2 separate regions of the Mus musculus genome follow, and region 1 is linked to region 2. Evidence: chromatin loops called from intact Hi-C (ENCODE). Cell type or tissue: heart. All regions are shown on one strand. Links, peaks and the distances in the headings refer to the core of each region. The heading gives the core; the rest is flanking DNA.

What was found. Hi-C counts contacts between places; a loop is a spot of excess contacts. Peaks named below come from ENCODE experiments on the same cell type or tissue, not always from the same donor. Only the 100,000 strongest peaks of a DNase experiment are listed, where the experiment ranks them.
Region 1: it touches region 2 in a loop (1.8-fold over the local background); 1 of 42 quality-filtered maps calls a loop at or near these places.

What each region holds. Positions count from the first base shown.
Region 1 is chr3:37,668,322-37,677,411 of GRCm38, reverse strand. No RefSeq gene overlaps it. Among named protein-coding and RNA genes, the nearest start is that of Gm46799, 16 kb to the right of the region's middle. In heart, for the core only: no CTCF peak of the experiment used is centred there; no DNase peak of the experiment used is centred there; H3K27me3 peaks cover 2,253 bases.
Region 2 is chr3:37,716,956-37,727,400 of GRCm38, reverse strand. It overlaps Gm5148 (predicted gene 5148), which reads left to right and starts at 3,041. Exons shown (of 3, transcript NM_198657.2): 1 at 3,041-3,198. Gm36620 (a long non-coding RNA gene) reads right to left here and starts at 3,241. Exons shown (of 3, transcript XR_880784.3): 1 at 2,502-3,241. In heart, for the core only: no CTCF peak of the experiment used is centred there; no DNase peak of the experiment used is centred there; H3K4me3 peaks cover 2,262 bases; H3K27ac peaks cover 1,269 bases; H3K27me3 peaks cover 3,044 bases.

The DNA of each region.
Region 1 (9,090 bases), core at 1,091-9,090, 50 kb after region 2:
TGAGTTTTAGACATTTCAGAACAAGAGTTTTAATTACACATTAACCCTGCAAGTAGACATTATAATGCAGCGGCAAGCAGAGGCTGACCATACTTTGAGACTACCATGACCCAGGCAAAGAAGAAGGTGTTAGCCATGTCAAAATATGAGAGCTGATGCTTGTAGGAGCATGGCCACACACACAGGTGCACACCCAGGCATACAGATGGGGAGAGATTTTGTTGTGAGATTCTGTTTCAGCTTATTCTTCCAGAAAGGGAAAACCTAAGGCAAGCAAAGAACAAACAAAAGGATCTTTAGATCTTGAAGGTGAGCGATGCTTTTCTGTCTGGGGACAGATGGACTGATTTGTTTGTACGCATTGTAAATTTTTACCTAGATAACAGTTCCTGATGGATGCCAGATATGATATTCTGCTGTGGGAACTCAGCATTCAAATGTCCACTGAAGATGAGTGTGCTGTGCATATTAACTGATCTGTGCTACTATGAACAATTAAGTCCTTAGATGAGAATAAACTGTATCTTTAGTGCTGCTGGCTGAACTAACAGCAAGAATGTACACTCTAGCTTTTAAAGGCCTAGAGAGGTTATCCTTGTAGGTCAGTTTGATTAGTTATGCCTCTTCTGTGTCTCTGAGCTTTTGATATCACAAGATATCGCCATCTGCCAAGATCACATTTGAGAATTACAAAATTTTGCAAAACAAAACAAAAACCCAAACCTTCAGAACACTGTTTGTTTGTTTGACTGATACATGGAGCACGCCTGGAAAAACAGACCTGTAGAATCTGGATTTTACTTTCATTCCAAAACAGAATCTGAGCTTCTCTGAGTTGTCTGTGAATGAGACATCTAGGACAGGAAGAAGCCACCGTATGTAAGAGTCACACCAGACAGACAGAGCAGCCTCCCTAGAGCCGCTCCCTCGAGCTTTTGTGCCTTGAGCACGCACACATAGTGAAGCTCCCCACAACTGTGTTCTCGGCAACTGTGGCACACTTCATTGTGCTTCTCAGAAAGGATTACTTCACAGTGGTCAGCAGTTTGGCTTGGCCCCTCTGGTGTTTATGGGAAGACAGGAAGACAGTCTTTGAAGTTTCGAACATTTTCCCGAAGAAAGTACTGGGATACAAACATCATACACACACACACACACACACACACATAGAGTAAGAAAAAGGATTTCCTTCAAAACACAATTGACAGCACAGGTGTTGAGTGATAGGGAATTTATCTGAAGGCTGAGGAAAGGCGTAATGTGGGCCTCTTGGAAAACCTCAGTCACGTTTCTCCACAAACCCAGAGAAGCCGCCCGCAGAGAAAGGCCAACCTGGTGGAGTTGGCTCCGTTCTGGATGATCTGTGAGGCAGGGAAACATTTGAGCACCCACAAACTCTCCTGGGAGACTAAATCTAGCCTCCTGAAGCAGTTACTGAATTGGCCCTCAACACCCTCCTTGGTTACATCCTTCCTCCTCAAACTTCTCACCTCTCTAAGCTGAAACAGAGCCTAGATTTCCACAGCCTTGGCATTCTCTAATTCTTGGCTTCTAGAAGTCATGGGAGCCTACTGCCTGTACATTAGCCAAGTTCAAGTTCACTCACCCTGACTAGACCCTTGACTCCACTCAATGTGTTCCTCTCTCTCTGAGCCCAACAACTGCTCCCTCCGTGGGCCACTGGAGATTGGATGGGTTTTGCATCACGAGACCTGGATTTGTACTATGGTCTTCCATGTGCACATCTATTTTGGTCAAAATAGCAATGGCACCTGGTGCTGCGGTAAGCTCTCAGGGAGCATGGTAAAGTGTCTAGTGGGCAAGCTGACTCACAGAAAACACCAGTGTTCCCCAGGCCCTGCCACTGCCCTGTCTGGGGAAAGCTCTCAGATACCGCCACGTCCCTAAATTGATGGAAATTATCTTGCAAAAGGGGAACCTTCCTTTGATGACTCAGCGTCTCCCCTCTCTTCCTACCTGGTAGAACAATCTCGTCTCCTGTCTAGAGCTAACCCTCTGCACCCTCCCTTCCTCGCTTATCAGTTGCTTATTTTGTGTCAGAGGCATTCAATGCAGTTGGGTCTGGAAGTCGAGCAAGGGGCTATCAGCAGGATGAGCCTGCCAACACAGCCGCAACCGTCTGCATGCACCTGCAGAGATTGCAGAACAAAACCCAGTCAGACTGGGACGCAGGAAATGCTCTGCCTTGTGACTGGCCCCTCTGGCCACAGCCTCATGGCCTTTCTGAACTCAGTCCAGGTGTTTCTTCCATCAGAGTCCTCCCTGTGACTCATCCCCAAGTCCCCTCCCTTCTCCTGTCCCAGCTCCAGGTGTCCTCTGCACCTCGAGCGTTCTCCCTGGGCCTATGACATCATGCACAGCCCCCAGCGCACACACTCTATTTTCTTTATCACATAAGCACTGGTGACATTTTAGACTGCTGCCGCCACCTTTGCAAAGCCATTTTCTCGTCACCTGTGCTGTGACATCTTTCCTCAAGCCTTCAAACATCGGTCCTCCACCCCAAGCAGTCTGCCTGCCTGCCTGCCTGCCTGCCTGCCTGCCTTATTTGCCTCATGATGATTGTAAACTCTTCTTTTTGTCTTCACTTCTGCCCTCCTCTCTTCTCTCACCCTACCCTCACCTCAGAGGCAGCCATCCCTGGGACCCTGCCTTCCTTTCCCTCCAAGCCTTCTCGTTTTTCCTAGTTCATAAATGCAAAAACTACCCGAACCAACACCATCTTGCAGCCTTATCATACCCAAGCCAGCACTGTTATAGCTTCAAAGATACGCCAATACCCCTACCCTTATGCACACAGTGGGATGTTTTCAACATAATGAACCTAAGCCTTCCACGTACATTTGAGGCCATCTATCTACTCCAGCTTCTCACAGACTCCCAGTTTGGAATCAGAGGGGATTTGTTGATCCTGTCTGGTAGCTAGTCAGTTGGTTCCAGATCCTGTGAGCCCTTCCTTTGCAGTATCTCAACGTTACCACCCTCTTCTCATTACTTCACTGTAATCAAGACCTAGATCACAGCTCTGGTCTTCTAACCAGTTTCTCTGAGGAATCTCCACCCAGCTACCCCACCCAAACTGCCCCGCGCATTTCCAGGAAGCAAGATTTTCTGGATAATATCTCTACCCTGCCCAGTTTCATTTGACTCTTGAAACCTGAAGGACAAAAATCTGGAACTCACAGTCATAGTCCAGCCGCGAGCCAGAGCTCACTAACCCCTCTGATCCTGCCTGCTGTACCCAGCCATGCTCCACGAGGATGCTTTGTCACAGGTTGCCTTGACAACGTGTCTTCTGGTCAAATGCAGTCACTCACATTTTCAAAGCGCCCGGGGCCATGCTCAATGTCCTGCCACAGTCTATGTAGCTTTGGGATAGGAGGTACTGAAAGCAGAGTGTGTCATGTTCTCTCCCAGGAAGGCTTCTCTGACAACATATGGGACATGCGGAAATGAAAGTGTCAGGCAAGCACACAGGATCAAGAGCTAAGATTAAGAGGGAAGAAAGAGATTCTGATCAGCTGCACCTTGCCTGGATTTTGGAGCCTGACACAAAGTGAAAGATAGGGGCTGGAAAGATAGCTCAGGAGGGAGACACTTCCTGCTCCAGCTGGGCAACCTGAGTTCAAACCTGTATCCAGACAGAAGGTGAGAGCTGACTCCACAAAGACGTCCTCTGACCTTGACTCATGTGCTGTGGCGTGTGCACCCCTCCCCCACACAGTAACTGGTGGAATGCGAAGTGAAAGCTAGTATACGCTTGTGTTACAATCTGAGGGAATTGTACTTCATTAGGAAAAATGAAAAACAGCGTGATTTTAGGAAAGATGGTGAAGGTATTGATGTGGCTGCATAAGACACGGGGGATTTTGTGATGGGCATGAGGTAAAACAGTTGGGCCCTGAACTTTATGTTTTTATCACTTTGGTCATGAGTTTGGCTCATGTGACAAGTCACGGGTTCAAATCTGCCTGTGAAATTCTCTACTCTCCATGATCAGGGGTTACAGGCAAGCATCAGCATGGGCCACGAGCTATGTCCACAGAACAGGAGAAAACAGGCAGTGTGGACGTGAAGTCTTTTACCGGTTCGGATTGTCTCCATCCAATTACTGCTTATTCAGATCTGGGAAGTACAACAATCTGGAGTTTTACTCTGGGAATCAGGCAGCCATATCTAGCCACTGTGGTCATTTGGAGGACTCTGCTGTTTTCACGCCTCCACTCATGTTAGAGGCGCCTGTGGTGAAGGCATGTCGTATGTTCTGTGCAGTTTTCTTCAGTGCCTGAGCTAAGAAATTCAAGGGCGTGATCCCCCTTGTATCCGGAGCCTTAAACGCAATGCTCTTGCACCAGCCCACCGGCCCTTTTCAGACTTGCTTGTTTTTGTGTTTATTTTCTCATGCCCTTTAAAGTTTACCCAATTCCCAGGTCCAGAATGGTTTTCTGTCACCACAGCCAGTGAAGCATGGTATTGTTTGCCATCCGGAACATCCTCTCGTTCTCCTCAGAGGAGAAGGACAGAGAATAGGCGAGCAGGTGCAGAGGCGTCTATTCACAGGGTGCTGACCCTCAGCAGGGGCGTGACGGGCCTTTAAAATGGGATTAGACACCCAAACAAGAAAAGGCCACACTCCGTATTTCCAGTGGAAATGCCAACGCAGATAGAACAAACCTAGGGAAGTCTCATAACCTGAACCACTCGCTGATTTAAGAGGAAAAAAAACAAGTGATAAATTCCAATGAACTGCTTCCTTAAAGGCTCAATAAAGCAGCTACTGAAAAGAAAGCCGGGCAGTTACAAGCCTGAGTCATCGCTTCAGAAAATCCTGCTGCTATTATTATTTCTTATCTTGTCAGAGGGAAGGTTGGTGGGGGAAGACACAGTGATCTAAAGACATAAAGGAAACTCTGTGTCAGATGCGCACTCTGTGTGTTTTTAAGCCCTACTCCTTCCCTCCATAAGCTCTGCTTCTTCCTGCACCTGTTTTCCATCTGTCTCTCTGCTGATGAAGGCTCCGTGTCTCCCGACCTATTTCCTGTTCAAAGGCAGCTGACCAGAGGCTTCAGGTCAAACCAAGTTTAGAGGAGCCTGAATGAGGAATTCTCCTGTTGCCTCAAAGCTCACCAGGAAGGAATACTGGCTCCTGATTGATCACAAACCGGAGAAGATCACCCACTGAATTTTTAGACCCACTTCTGAGCGTTCATTAGCTTTCCTTTTGCCAGCAGCCGCTTGTCTCTTCGTTAGCCTGACTGAATTAGTCCATCAGCAAAGGGCCTAAGTGCACCAGACCAAAGTAGGTTTGCCTCTAATGTAAAGAATTCCAGAAGGAAGCAGAAATGTTCCAGAGACCTAAATAAACAGTCATGGAAAAAAAAAATCACAGCAGCATATATGCTTATAGGTTGATTTGAAAACATTAAGAATTTATGAGAGCAATATTCTATATTCAAAATTGTTAAAGTTCTTGAGCATTGACTATAAAAAATTTGTCTAGTTGGTTGGGCATGGTGGCACACATAATCCCAGCACTTGGAAGACTGGAGGCAAAAAGATCATGAGCTTGGAACCAATTTGAGCTACAGAATGAGCTCCAACCAACCTGGGCTAAGAAAAGGCCCTGCTTGGGAGGGGGAAAAGCTAAGTCAATTTTAATATAGAGAAAGCAAAATTCTCTTACTGAAGAACTAAAGAACATATATTTTGCTGGGACTTCTTCATGTGCCTATTTATGTAGGTCTCTGAACATCTCCCCATTTCTTCTGAAATGCTAACTATTTGGCATAGTGGGACACAGAGTTGGGGTGGGGTCAGTGTGATCAACCCCCACCCCGAAGCTGTCAAACTGAAATGATATGCTTATAGTCATTTGTTTTTCAGACATGTATCCTAGTTAGGGATCATTGCTGTGGTGAAATATCGTGATCAAAGCAACTTAGGGAGTAAAGGGCTTATTTCATCCTACACTTCCAGGACAAATGCTTATTATGCTTATGATGCTTAGCTCAGGGAAAGGGACCCTTCCCCTCGGTTACCATGTCCAGCCATCTCCTAGTTATAGAAGCAATGTATACTAATTCTATAAAAACTGAAATCGTACAAACTTGCGTCTCCTCCCTTCATACACAACCACCCTCCAGTGCTTTCAGTGTGCCTGTGTGTTTGTTCTTTCAGGGTGTATCTTTGAGGACTCTGCTGCCTTCCTTGGACTTTTTCAACCCATCTCTGAGGATGCTCCTGGGATCACAGCTTTACTGAATTGCGGTTTAAGAACACCCGTAGTCTCTGGCCACCTTCCCTGCACTTCGAGCTATGAATGTACCTCGCCAATACCATATTAGATGCTTTATTGCAGACATATTACATTCTGGCATAGAGAGAGAAGAATAACAGTCTAACTGAAAGGTGACTTTTAGAAAAGGCCAGTTACTATTCGGCTATTATATACATATGCACATTAAAAACATATAGCTCAGTGCCTTGGTCTTTGCTCTCTGGTGGGACTTAAGTGCCTGCCAGTTGACAGCCCTGGGTCTCTTGCTACTTCAGTAGCCCCTGGTATTCTTTATAACTAACATTGTAATAGTGATGCTTTCTTCAAGTATGTTCCTATTTCATCTTTCCTACACACTCTCAGACACACCTCCCCACGGAACTTATTCCACTGTATTTAATACACTGTTTTATGTTTACAAGTCTGTCTCCATCTCAAAGGTCAGTTAAATACATATCTATTTCTAGGATTCTTTGGAGAGGGGAGGTTGCTTTTTCTCCAACTACTAGGAGAGATTCCTCAATCAACTCACTCTTTACCTAAGAATGTTCTGTTTTGATTTGGGTGTTTTGTTTTGTTTTGTTTTGTTTTGTTTTGTTGTTTTTGTTTTGTTTGGGCCTCATGTATCCAAAGCAGGCTCAAATTTACACTGTAGCCAAGGCTGGTCCTGAACTTCTAAGCATCCTGCCTCTGCCTCCCTAGTACACACATGGCATTGAAACATTTTTAAAAGCTGATACTTCATTGCCACAGATAAGAAACTTCTGGGGTTCTCTCTGCCTTTACTCCTGATCCTGGCTCACATTTGTCTTACTTCTCACAGAAAAATGGTGGTCACCATAGCCATTCCTAAGAACAGTAAGGGTGTTCAGTTAGACAGACTTCCGAATGTTTTGGCCAAGTCCCTTGAGAACGGAAACTGCTATTAGAAACACACCTGAATTCAGAATCACATCCTCTGAGTCAGTTTGACCATCCAGAAGTAAAGTGGCATGCCCCTGCCCCAGAGTCTAAGCAAGCTTTTAGTATGTATGTATGTATGTATGAAAACAGGTTCTTACTATGTTGCCCTGACTAGCCTGGAAACTGCTATGTAGACCAGGATAGCCTAGTACTTAAGATCTGCCTGCCTCTTCCTCTGAGTGCTGAGATTAAAGGCATGTGCCACCAAGCCTAGAAAACCTTATTAGTATACATTTTTTCCATTGCTCATCTACACCCGAGCCACACCCCAGCCTTGTTACTATTATTGTTTATACCTTTCCGTACATCATGGCTTTTCGGTGGCCATTCCTGCCAAGTTAAAAGCAGAAGGTTGTGAGCTAACATATGGGTGCTGGGAATAGAACCCAGATCCTCTATAAAAAGTTTTAAGTAAATTCCACAACTGAGCCAGGACTCAAGTCCCTCAGCATGGAGTTTTTGTTTGTTTTGCTCTTTGAGTCAGGATCTCACTGTATCTCTGGCTGGCCTGGAGCCAACTATGTAGACCAACCAGGCTGTCCTTAAACTTGCAAGTTATATCTGCCTCTGCTTTCTGACTGTGTAAGCCTTGGATCCATGTTTGATTCTCAGTGTTGCCTGTGTACTGGACAGCTCTCTGCCTGACCCTACCTTCTCTTGGGGTTTGGGGGTGAGTTGGCACAGAGTCAATGATGTTGAGGGACCCTTGAAAAGGTGTTCGGGAGCCGATCCCAGATGGCCAGCCCATATCCAGACCAAAAGTGAAAATGAGAATAGGCAAAGAAGACAGAAAAGATGGCCGCCTTATGCTTATCGCGGCACTCTCGCCCAAAGACAAAGAAGAACAAAAAAAGACCGCAGCAAACTTGCAGCAGCACGCTCGCTCGCTCAAAGACAAATAAAGAGGAGAAGATGGCCGCTGACGCTTGTCTCATGCTCGCTGCACACTCACCCTCGAACCAAACCGAAACCAAAACCTCGATTACCAGGATGGACAGACAGAAAAGACAAAGAAGACAGAAGTGAGGTCCACGCGCTCACCTTCACGCGACCCACAACATAAAACATCAAAGGGCCAACTCACCAAAGAAAACACCGAAGGGACACAACAGCCGCACCACGAGGTCGAACCATGAGCGCAGTCCTTGTAGCAACAGGCAAAGTTGAGCCCCCATTAAAGGAGATTTGTAACTATGAAGTGGTCCGTCAACAATGCTGGGTGCCTGTGCCCTGGACAGCTCTCTGCCCGCCCCTACCTGCTCTTGGGGGTTGGGGGCGAGTTGGCACAGAGTCAACGTTGATACAGACTCCAGGAGCGCCTGAGAAATGCTGCACACTGCTGCTAAGTCCTTTAATAACCTCCACCCACATCCCCATTGGTCCCAAGAGTCGCTATTCTAAACAGCAGTTCCTGATTGGCTGGCAATTCTTGCGTTCTCACTGTCTTCAATTTGGTCCTTCTGCAGGACACGTTTTTTGTGGCTGTGTGGCCCCCATTTACAATAGAGGCAGCCCCGCCGCTGTTCCTGCAGGCTTCTAGCTCTCTCTGCTAGAAGAAGAGAAACCCAGACACCCAATCATACCACTTGGAGGTGTGTTGCCCTCCATCTTCCCTGGCCATTCCCAAACTGTCGAGCACAACTCAGGAAACCAGCAAAGGGCAGGTTTGCTTCAAACTGTTTATCTTGCCTGCTAATAAAACCTAACAGCGGTATCCACTGCTTAAAGCACATGATGGACAAACAATAGATAGATGATAGACAAACAAACGATAGAAATAAGGTAGACTAATTGACAGATGATATATGTAACTATTTTTTTTTTTGCTA
Region 2 (10,445 bases), core at 1,471-9,470:
ATACAATGTGCAGGCCATCATCTTCAGATTTGTGTTATTCTGATTTTTTTCGCTGGGACACTGAGCTCCTGCTTCCAACCACCACATAGGCAGGAACTAAAGGCAAGGGAGGGGAAGGCAAAGGAGAAGCACCTTTTCAAGAACAAAACTTTGCCCCGACTCTCAGGACCCTTAGGCCCAGTGATATTGCACAAAAAGAGGCAGCCCTATACCCTTCCTCTGACACAATTAAGAGAGCCCTAAGTAGCAACTTATAAAACCCCAAAATACATGTTAAGACATCCTACAGACATTAGAATGTTCTTAATATGTAAATAGGTTCAGTATGCATTGGAAATGTCCACCCTCAACAGCTCTGAGCACCAGCCGCAGGACAGCCCACTGGACACAGTCAGCAAGTCTGACTCCTAATCCAGGATCTTCCTTGCTAATGTCAACTAATGACATCACCATCTACCTTTGGCACTGTTCCCGATTTCTCAATTCAGCTAGCAAACCTTGTCAGACTCTTCCCTTCCAGCCATGGTCCCTGCAGTCCAAGTCTTCATTCCCTCCATCCAGCCCCCAGTGCTTCACTCATTGCTACCAAATAAATGAATCCAGTCCAGAGTTCTAAGGACCATGCCTAACACAGAGACCCTCACTACCTGTCAATCTCTAGCCATGTTCTCTTTAAAGAAAACTCTTCCAGATTCCCAGTACACTGCCCAGAACAGAGACTGTATCGTGCTGAGTCCTGGCCAATGGTGTAACTCACAAGGGACTGCTGGGAAGACTGGCCCAGCTGGGCTGCACATCCCTCTTGCTGTTCCTTCTTCTGACTTTGCTGAGCCTGCAATGCAAGTGCAGTGGACGGAGTCTGGCAGCCACCTTGGACCCCAAGGCAACTATGAGAATGAACTTGATGCTTTGGGACACGAGAGCCAAAGCCTGGAAGCAGCCTGGGTCCCTGAGCATGCCTGGAGCTTGAGCACCTGCTCTGAGTAGCCCTTCCTGGGAGTCTTATGTGAGGACTTACATTTCTGTATCATCAGTCTTTATTATTCATAGCTGCAAGTGAATCTGCTTCCCAAAACCATTGATTTTTGGCTCTCAAATTCTAATGAAGCAACGTTTTCTTGATCTGATCCAACAGCTATGGCAACCAGTGTCTGGAGCTAAACTTCATTTGCAGATTTCTCCGATCCTTCCTGGGTACTTCCCAGGAGCAACCGGCCAGTTCCTGGGGCTAAGCAGGAATGGGTCTCAGTAGCCTCTCTGCAGCCCAGCCATCTGCTCTGCAGAAACGGGTTTGTCCTGCATCCTTCCCTTTTGATTTCAACCTAATACCTTGCACAAAAGTCCCAGCAAGCCAGAGCACCTGAATCCAAACAAAATCATACAATAACATGCAAGAGTTGCTCTGATTTTAAAGCCACGTTTTAGTTTGTTTCCTTCAAGATGAGGTAACTGGGGCTTACAGGGGTGGCCGTGGCCGTGGTGGGATGAGGCTGGTGAGCACAGATTCCTGTTCTTTCTCCAATTTACCACATAATCAGAGGTGCTCAGTGAACAAAAAGATGAAACCCTCAGCCTCCAAGCGCTGAACTGTCAACCAAGAGGGACTGAGTCTAAGCTGCAATGTCCAGGAGGTCTCAGTCCCCACCAACTAGGCTGGCTAAAGACACAACATAGAGAACAAATATGATGGATGGGCTTAGTTTTCAAACATCAGAAGGTTTCCTATTCATCCATGCTCAGAGGAACTGCCGTAATTAGCCCAGGATCCAGAGAAGTCAGATTATATACCAGGTCAAAGGATGTGACTCCCTGTGATACTCATAAAACCCTATTGGCTCGGGCTCCACACTATTAAAAGGCATCAAGACGTTGGCCTACTTGAGAAACCACATCCTGTCAGGCTCTTGAGGTATGGTGCAGGAGTTGAATGACCAGATGTGGCAAGTTGAGTTATAGATGCCTGGATAGTAGACCAGCTCTACTTAGGGTGTCAGGGAGACATGGGCTGTACATGACTATCTTTCAGGAAAGTGGCTGCACTGGGTGTCTGTCATTGACATTGGAGGAAGGGATTTAGGAGATCATCTGGTGAAGGTTGGCTTTGTAGACTTCCCAGATTTGAGTGAGGTCTCTACTCTCCACCTCTGAAATAAAACCAGAGAGGGCAAGACAAGATCACCTGCTGCCCAAGAAGACATTCACTGGGATGTGTCTCCCCAGCACAGCCAAAGCAAAAGAAACAGAAGTGGGGGCAGGGGCACCCTGACTAAAGAATGATCTGTCATCCCAGCTCAGCAGTGAAATGGGAAAAGAATGTTCTGGACCATGACCCCAGACAAGGTCTCTATCTTCCAGAGAGCGAACTAGGACAAACTGATGTGGGTAGGAGAGGGCCCCGTGACTCCAACATTTGTGACCTCCACAGCCTGATGCCCACACTGAGAGCTTCGGCAAATGACCTCTCTAAAATGCCTGGAGTGGAGGTCATAACCAAGACCTACCTGACAGAGTGTCAGAAGGAATGAGAGAGGGTATCACAGTGCTGGCACTAGGCAGCGCTCACAGATGGTATCTGTTTCCCTTCTTCACAGGTCTCTCCTCAACCCTTAGCTAACCCATAAACACTGGGCTGGCAGAGCCTGTGCCTGCCAGCCTTCTCCTAAGCTGAGTGAACACCAGGTTCTTTAGGTGTTGGCTGGTTGACTAATAGGCGCTGGAGCAGCTGAGCTGTTTAGGTCACGTGTGACAACATGTTCCTACCGTCAGAGAAACCTCCACCAGCCCTTTATGTGGGGAAGAAAAAGCTGCAAGTCCTCGAGCCTTTTGAAGTAAAGCAAAATGTCCCTCGCTGCCCCCTCCCATTCGGAAGATGAAGGATGCTCGTTTTGGGGGGTGGAGGGAGCGGGCAGCGTGGCGCTCTGGCCTCCGTGAGACTTGCAGTACCTGCTGGAATGCTGCGGTTCAGCTCCGTGAAGCCGAAATGCCAGTCCAGCCTTTCATTTGTCCCGATCAAAGCAGCAGTGGGGCGGTGCAGACCTGAGTTTGCAAAATGCATGCTCCCACCAGGGTGCAGAGCTCACCTGTCCCTGCTGGAGCAAGGTGCGCCCTAGCCAACACAGTCACGTGGCCGCCCAGCCCTCCTCGAGTTACCTGGAATGTCTGGGCGGAGGCCAGAAAGACCTGGAGCTGCGCGCGCAGGTGATGTGCCCCAATTACTCTTGTTTGTCTTGAAACAGAGTTGGGGCGGGGGGGGGGGGGAGTTTCACGGGGATGCATTCAACTCTCCTTTCGGGGGTAGTAAAGAGGGGCTGCAAATACACCCGAAGTGCATACCTAAATCTGCTGTGGGTGGGGACCGAAGCCTTGGCACCCATCCCTGCTGTTGTGGCCAGATCAGAAGGGTCATTGTGTGAGCCATGGCGACTGAGCCTGGCTGTATAATAGGCGCATTATGAGGCTATGCACCTGGCTCCCGCGGAGCCTGGGAGTGAAAAGCTGCTTGCAGAAAGCCGAGAGGAGGCCTTCCGTTGTGTCAAAAGAAGGCTGTACGCGATATCTAATTCCAGTCATTGTGTAGGGGGGCATCACAGAGCCCCGGGAGGCCGAAGGGTGCCTGCCAGTCACTTCCCAGCCACTGGGACTTCTCAGTCTCCTCCCGCCCCTCTTCCCCCCCAGACCTTATAAAACAAAGGGGAAACAGTTTTACTGTGGCCCAGTATCAAAGAAATTGGACGCTAACAGGTTTAGTTCAGAGTCTGAGACCAGAAAGGAGGAAGAAAACACTGGAAGGGCTTCCCCTTGGAGGGAGGGAGAACGAGGAGGGGACACAGGCACCTCCGAAATTAACCTAACTGGAAAAGGAAGAAAAGTCAGATAATATCCTTTCTGCCGTCCCCCTAATACCTTAAGGAGTTCAAAGGTTTTCCAAGCCTGGGGCATTGGCAGTTATAATTACACAGTAAAATACCTAAGGTTAATGAGTAACCTCCAAAGGAAGTTACTGCGCATAATGACGGCAATTTCTCTGAACTAAATGTTAAAAATAAGGCCTGTAATACTATGCGAAGGAAATGGTGGCAATTGGCAAATGGAACCCCGTTGCTTGGTAACAAAACCTGAGCTATGAGCTTTCTCTCTCTACCTGCCCGAAAGCGGTGGGAGCGAAGAGCTGGGTTCCCGCCTGCAGTCTGAGAGGCAGACAACCTTCTGCAGGCACAGCTGACCAGCCCAGGAACTGGAAGCAGATGTGGCTGGCCCAGGAAGAATTCCCTAAGAATGTCTAAGCGGTAAAGGAAGTCAGGGGTGATCTGGAAGCGATGCAGGAGTTTTAAAAAGTACTCCACAAACAGAACCCTTCAGACAAACCCACCCCCAGCAAAATCTCTCTCCGCTTCTCGCCTTTTGTCTGTCCTAACATAGACTTACACTTTGAACCAGCGCAACCAAGAACTGAGTCGGGAAAGGAATACAGTTAAGACAGCCCAACAGAGCAGTATTCCTTGCAGAAGACCGTGTGTACACATTTGGACTCCCCAGTTCCGACTGTACGTCTGAGAGTGAGATCCTGGACTCTGCTCCTTCAGGCTGATCCACAATCAACCAGAAATTGCCCGCAGCAAAGTCACTATTGCCTTAAAGCAGCATGGGAACTATGTAGTGAGAGTCTGGGTTGAAGGTGGGTGTTTCAGATCCCTGTATGTTCTACAGCTGCTGTTCTCTGTTCTGCCTCGGGATCTGCATCAGAAGCTTCTGTGAAACTGCAGATGCCTGAGCCGGAGCACAGCTGCAGGGTACAGCTCCTGTCAGGCATGCCCGAGGCTCTGCATTCAGTCTCCAGCACCATCCCCAAATGCAGATTTCTGGGTCTTTGTTCATACAGGGGATTCAGGGCTGGAACCCAGGCACCAACGCTTCATAATTTCCATCATACTCCAACATGTATACATATATATATATATATAATAGAATAGGGGGATTTGTTTTTCAATTTTTTTTCTTGACCCTGTTTCTAAGTGGTCCCAGCTTCCCCGTCTCCCAGAGATCTGCCTGCCTCTGCTTCCTGAGTGCTGGGATTAGAAGTATGCATCACCATGATCTATCAGGTGCGTGCGTGCGTGCGTGCGTGCGTGCGTGCGTGCGTGCGTGTGTGTGTGTGTGTGTGTGTGTGTGTGTGTTAAAGAAAACTAGGGCCAATGAGATGGCTCAGCCTATAAAAGCACTTGCCACACAAGTAAGAGGCCCTGAGTTTCATCTCTGGAACACACCTTAAAGGTAGAGGAGAAACCAGCTTCACAAAGTTGTCATCTGGCCTCAACACATGGACACTCAAGTCCACATGTCATACACACACACACAGTACTAATAATAATAAATAGAAATTTTAAAAGCTGTACTCTAAACACCCTATATTTCATGTTTCATAATTAAATAAGCTTTGAAGGGGAGTGCAGCACTGGAGACAGCTGCCAGACAGGCTGTATGGTCATTTACCGTAACTGTAGCATCTTCCTCAGCACGCAGTATACAGAATTCTTGCTGGAAGAGCCTTAGCCAAAACCTCACTCTTGGTTATTTTCATGAAGTTCTTCATGGAGACTCAAGCTTTCTCTTGCCCAGTTTTTCCCTTCACCACACGCTCCTCTCCCTTCAACTCTGGTCTCCTTAGTAGTGATCCTTTTATTTAGCTGTGACTCCTAATGGACTAATATTACAGCCAAATAACACAATCTCTTCTTTAAGCGTAGTAACCTGGAGAAAGATGGGGTGACGAAGCCCCAACTCAAAGAAAAGACTTTTGAACAGGAAGATGTCTGAGATAGACCAGGCTACCAGGTCTGGAAAAGCCAATTTCTTCCTGTAAGAAAGAGTCAGAACCCATAGACTCTCTGAATTTAGTGTCACCATGCATGGTATCTCATACTGACAAGATTCCATAGCCAAGGCAAAGAAATTAAAAGGCTCTTTGGGGGGCCAGAGAGGATGTGCAGTTAAGAGCACTGGCTGCTGTTCTAGAGGACCCAGGTCGAGTCGTATCACCCACATGGAAGCTGGAAACTGTAACTCCAGCTTCAGGGGATCTGGCTCCCTCTTATGACTCTATGGCCACCAGGCATGTGCAGGTGGCACAGGGACCTACATAAAGGCAAAGCATCCATGCACATAAAATGAATTATTAAAAAATGATAAAAGTCTCTTCAACATGATGAAAATGATTAAATGCCAGAAAAAAATGTAGTCTCCTAGGGACAAGAACACCCCCCCCAAAAAAGGTAGAACTGATTTTGACCAAAGCTGCTCCCACATCCCCATCTTCCACACAGGCCACTGGTAAGTTGCTTAGGAAACCAGATGCAGGTTCACCACAGCCTTTCAAAAGTAATGCCTAACTTCACACCACACCCTGAGCCAGGCGGAGCTTCTGGAACACTCTTATAGTACTAGCCATTCTTTTTCAACATTTAGAATCATCCTCATTCCAAACCTCCCTCCAAAAACAGAATACCATAAAGATGGCACAGAAATCTTGGGCCACCAAGCTGGTCTGAGCTGAGATTGTTCTCTCTAGCTGGAAGCCCTGAGTTCACCAGATGTGACCCCTGTACTCTCATGGGACATGTGAAGAACTCCAGAGACCTCTACTTGACTGATTGTAGTGGCATTGACTTGTCTGCCTCCTGCATTGGAATATACAATCATTAAAGACAGGAAGAGGGCTTTACTCACTCTCCATGTTAATGCCATACCCCAGTACATAAATATGACACAAGTGACAAATCAGGGAACCTGGAGTCAGACAGACACACAATTGATATAGGATATAGGTCTGGTTGAGTCATTTACTACTTTGGTGACTTTGGATTGGTAAGGGGTGTGTGTGTGTGTGTGTGTGTGTGTGTGTGTGTGTGTGTGTGTGTGTGTGTGAGGGTGTGTGTGTGTGTGTTTGGGGTGGTATTTAATTTTAGGCTGTGTTTCACTAAGTAGCCTGGGAAGGCCTGGAATTGAGTATATAAGCCCAGGGGTCTCACTATCCTCCTGTCTTAGACACTCAAATGCTGGGCTTGCAGGCATGTGTACCACAATGCCTAGCTAGTGACTTGAGAGTCAAATTTCTCATTTGTTAAACAGTAATAGGAACAGCCCTACCTTCCTGTAGTATGGCTGAGAATCAGAAGTTAAATGCATAAAGAAAATGTTACAGTAACAATGATACATTGGAGAGCCAGATGTGGTGGTACACAGGTCTATGACTCTAGCCCTCAGGAAGCTGAGGGAGGATATCATGAGTTCAAGGCCAGTGTGAGCTTTGTACTGAGACCCTGTGTCAAACACACAAGCAAACAAACAAATGAAACTTGAATCATAGTCTTGAAACTTGAATCTAACAGCCTAATATACCTTAACTCCTAGAACATCCATCCTGATTTAGGCTCCTCATTTTTTTTATGCCCACCAGACAGACCATCATCGGTCTTAGCTAGTGGTTGAATCCTCATAATATTTGATGAGACACTGAAGGAAGTTGTAGCTATTGTGATCAATCAAGATAGTTAAATTATGTAAGTCAGAGTTATTCATTGGTTTGATGGACTGAATATGTTCAAACCTCCAGACCTTCTGCTAATGAGCTTCAGGGACGTTGTACTAAAATTCCATAGAGATCTTCTATCAGGAGCAAGAAAGCAGCAGCAAAGAGTTCAGCTTTGACACAAACATCTTGGAACACCTCCTCGGTTCCTCTTGGACATAATGAAGTGCTCTGTTTCTGTTTGATGGAACGAACCCCCGTGGTCAGAAGCAGGAATGAGCAAGAGTTCCCAGGAAGCCAGTGACCAGCCTCCCTGGCTCAGCTCTCTCCCTCAGAACTGTCTGGTCTGCTCACCTCAGTAACAGAGACCACATATTTACAGCCCTGGGATCACCTGTGCGGGAGCAGCCTTGTTTTTTGCATGACTGTCCAGCTAGCCATCACTGACCCTGGGTACACTGAGCCTGACATGGATGGTTGCAAATCCAGATGTTAGCCATCCTGCGAGCTCACCTTTCATGCGTACCCTTACATCTGCTTCCCACAGACCCTCAGTTTTGACTCTATGCTTTTATCTCAGGTCTGTTTGCAGCCATGCCCTTCCTGGCACCCTCCTGACTTCGAGCCACTCTTCCATTGTGACAGACCCAGAGCTTAGGGTCTGTCATCAGAACTGTCCCTTGATCCCCAGTTTCTTTTTACTGGCTCTGGGCCCACTGTTCTCTTCCATGTGCTTCTGATAGTCTATATGCCACACCCTGTGATAAAACCACCTCCAAGATTTGCATCTTCTTTTTCTAACTTTTGGACATCCTCTCTTTTAAGCCCTATGACTCTTCTTCCCATGTACAAACTTGGCATACTTTTTCTAAAACCAACCCCTACTTCTACCCATCTAGGATGGAATCGTCCTCCATCCCATCACGGTTCTGAGACAAAGCCAACATGCTGCCTTTCCAAATTACCAGTGGGATTTTCACTTTTCTTGGAGCTTACTTGTGTGAATGTAGAACACAACTGTTCTCTTGTGAGTTAATTCACAGGCACCAGACATGAACCTCAGAAGGTCTCCTTTCCACTTCTGCACCCACATAGCTTACAGTGGGCTGCAGGCAGCACATGTGGGTGAATGACTTGTAAGAGATAAAACGATTTCATTTAGAAAACCTTACTACTTGGTACATCTATCTATTCCAAGTAGAAATCTTCCAGCGATTTTAGCAAGTGAATACAAATTAGACCATTGAGAACTTGCAAATGGATTGGATTTTGATGATCTGATAAAGTATTAGCTGAAATTAGCAAGCCCAAAGAGGAGACTATATGCAGGGAATGTGCTTCTAGATGGAGTGGAAGTTGTAGAAAAGTGATGATGATATAGGCTTTTTAAAAAGAGGTTTATGGGCTAGAGAAATAGCTCACTTGGTAGGGTGCTTGCCCAACATGCACAAATACATGGTCTGAGTCCCCAGCACTCCTTAAAGCTATAGGCTATCTTAAGCCACATAGCAAGTCCCAGGCTAGCCTGAGATAGATGAGATGATCCATGCATGTTAAGTGACAATATGCAGTTATAAAATAGTAGATATTATATTAAGTAACTTACTAAAAATATGAATAAGTGTGGGCTGGAGAGATGGCTCACTGGTTAAGAACACTGGCTACTCTTCCAGAGGTCCTGAGTTCAATCCCCAGCAACTCCCATGGTGGCTCACAGCCATCTATAATGAGATCTGATGCCCTCTTCTGGTGTGTCTGAAGACAGCCACGGTGTACTCACATACATAAAATAAATAAAATTTTAAAAATATATGTGAATAGATGGATTAGTGAATGAATAAATGGATAGAGACAATACAGTGTTAATGATGATTGCTGTTCTATGCGTTAGAAATATGAAATCATTGTCTGTGGGCAGGGTCCAGGGGCAGGCCTGAATCCCAGAACTCAAAAGGGGAATGCAGAAGGATTCCAAGTTCAGGGCTACGACAGGAGTTCAAGGCTAGCCTGGACCCTGTTTCTAAACAACACAATAACTTGTTTCTAAACCACACATACACACACACACACACACACACACACATATTCATTCCTTGACCACAGAGGAATCCCAGAGACTTCGCTCTAATATAATTTAACCCCCTCCTCCTTCAAGAACTTGAGAGGTGGAACGTAGTTTAATAGGTAGATTTAGAGGTTCCTGTGCCTCCTGTAGTCCTCCTTTCACCAAAACTATGGCTATTTTATATATATGTATGTATTGCTGTTATGTGAAAATTACATTAAAAAACAAAACCAAACCTCGAGCCATTGGTCTGGTAGTTTTAGACAGGCCCATATTCCAACTAAAACATGATCCCTACCTGTTCACCTTTCTAAATAAGTTTCCTTTAGCATGGCAGCTGGTCTTTCTATTCTTTCTCAGCCCTGGGACTTGAGCAAATAGCATTTCATAGGGACAGTTAGTAACTATCACCTTCCACCAGCTTAGTTACAACCAAAGAAGCCGGACTTTAAAAAAACATTTTTGATCCAGATGAAGTCACTGGTAACTCTCTCATTATTTTTCTCCATAGCAACACGTATAAAATATGAAAAAAAAATGTTTATTTAAGTTTTCTACTCAGTTTCACAACTACTTCAAAAGCTGTTAAGTGTGGTTTACACTCCTTAAAAATTTCAACCTGGAGCTGGGATTTGTTTTAACACTAGAGGCTGGAGCTTTGTGCCAATGAGCTGGCTCTTGCTGCAGGCCTGATGAAACACACTAAGGGCTTGGAGTTCCTTTGTTGAATTTCTCTCTCTCTCTCTCTCTCTCTCTCTCTCTCTCTCTCTCTCTCTCTCTCTCTCTCTCTCTCTCTCAGGAAAAGGCCTCTGAAAGCTTTGGGAGGTGTCTCTACACAGGTCATGCGATAAGTGG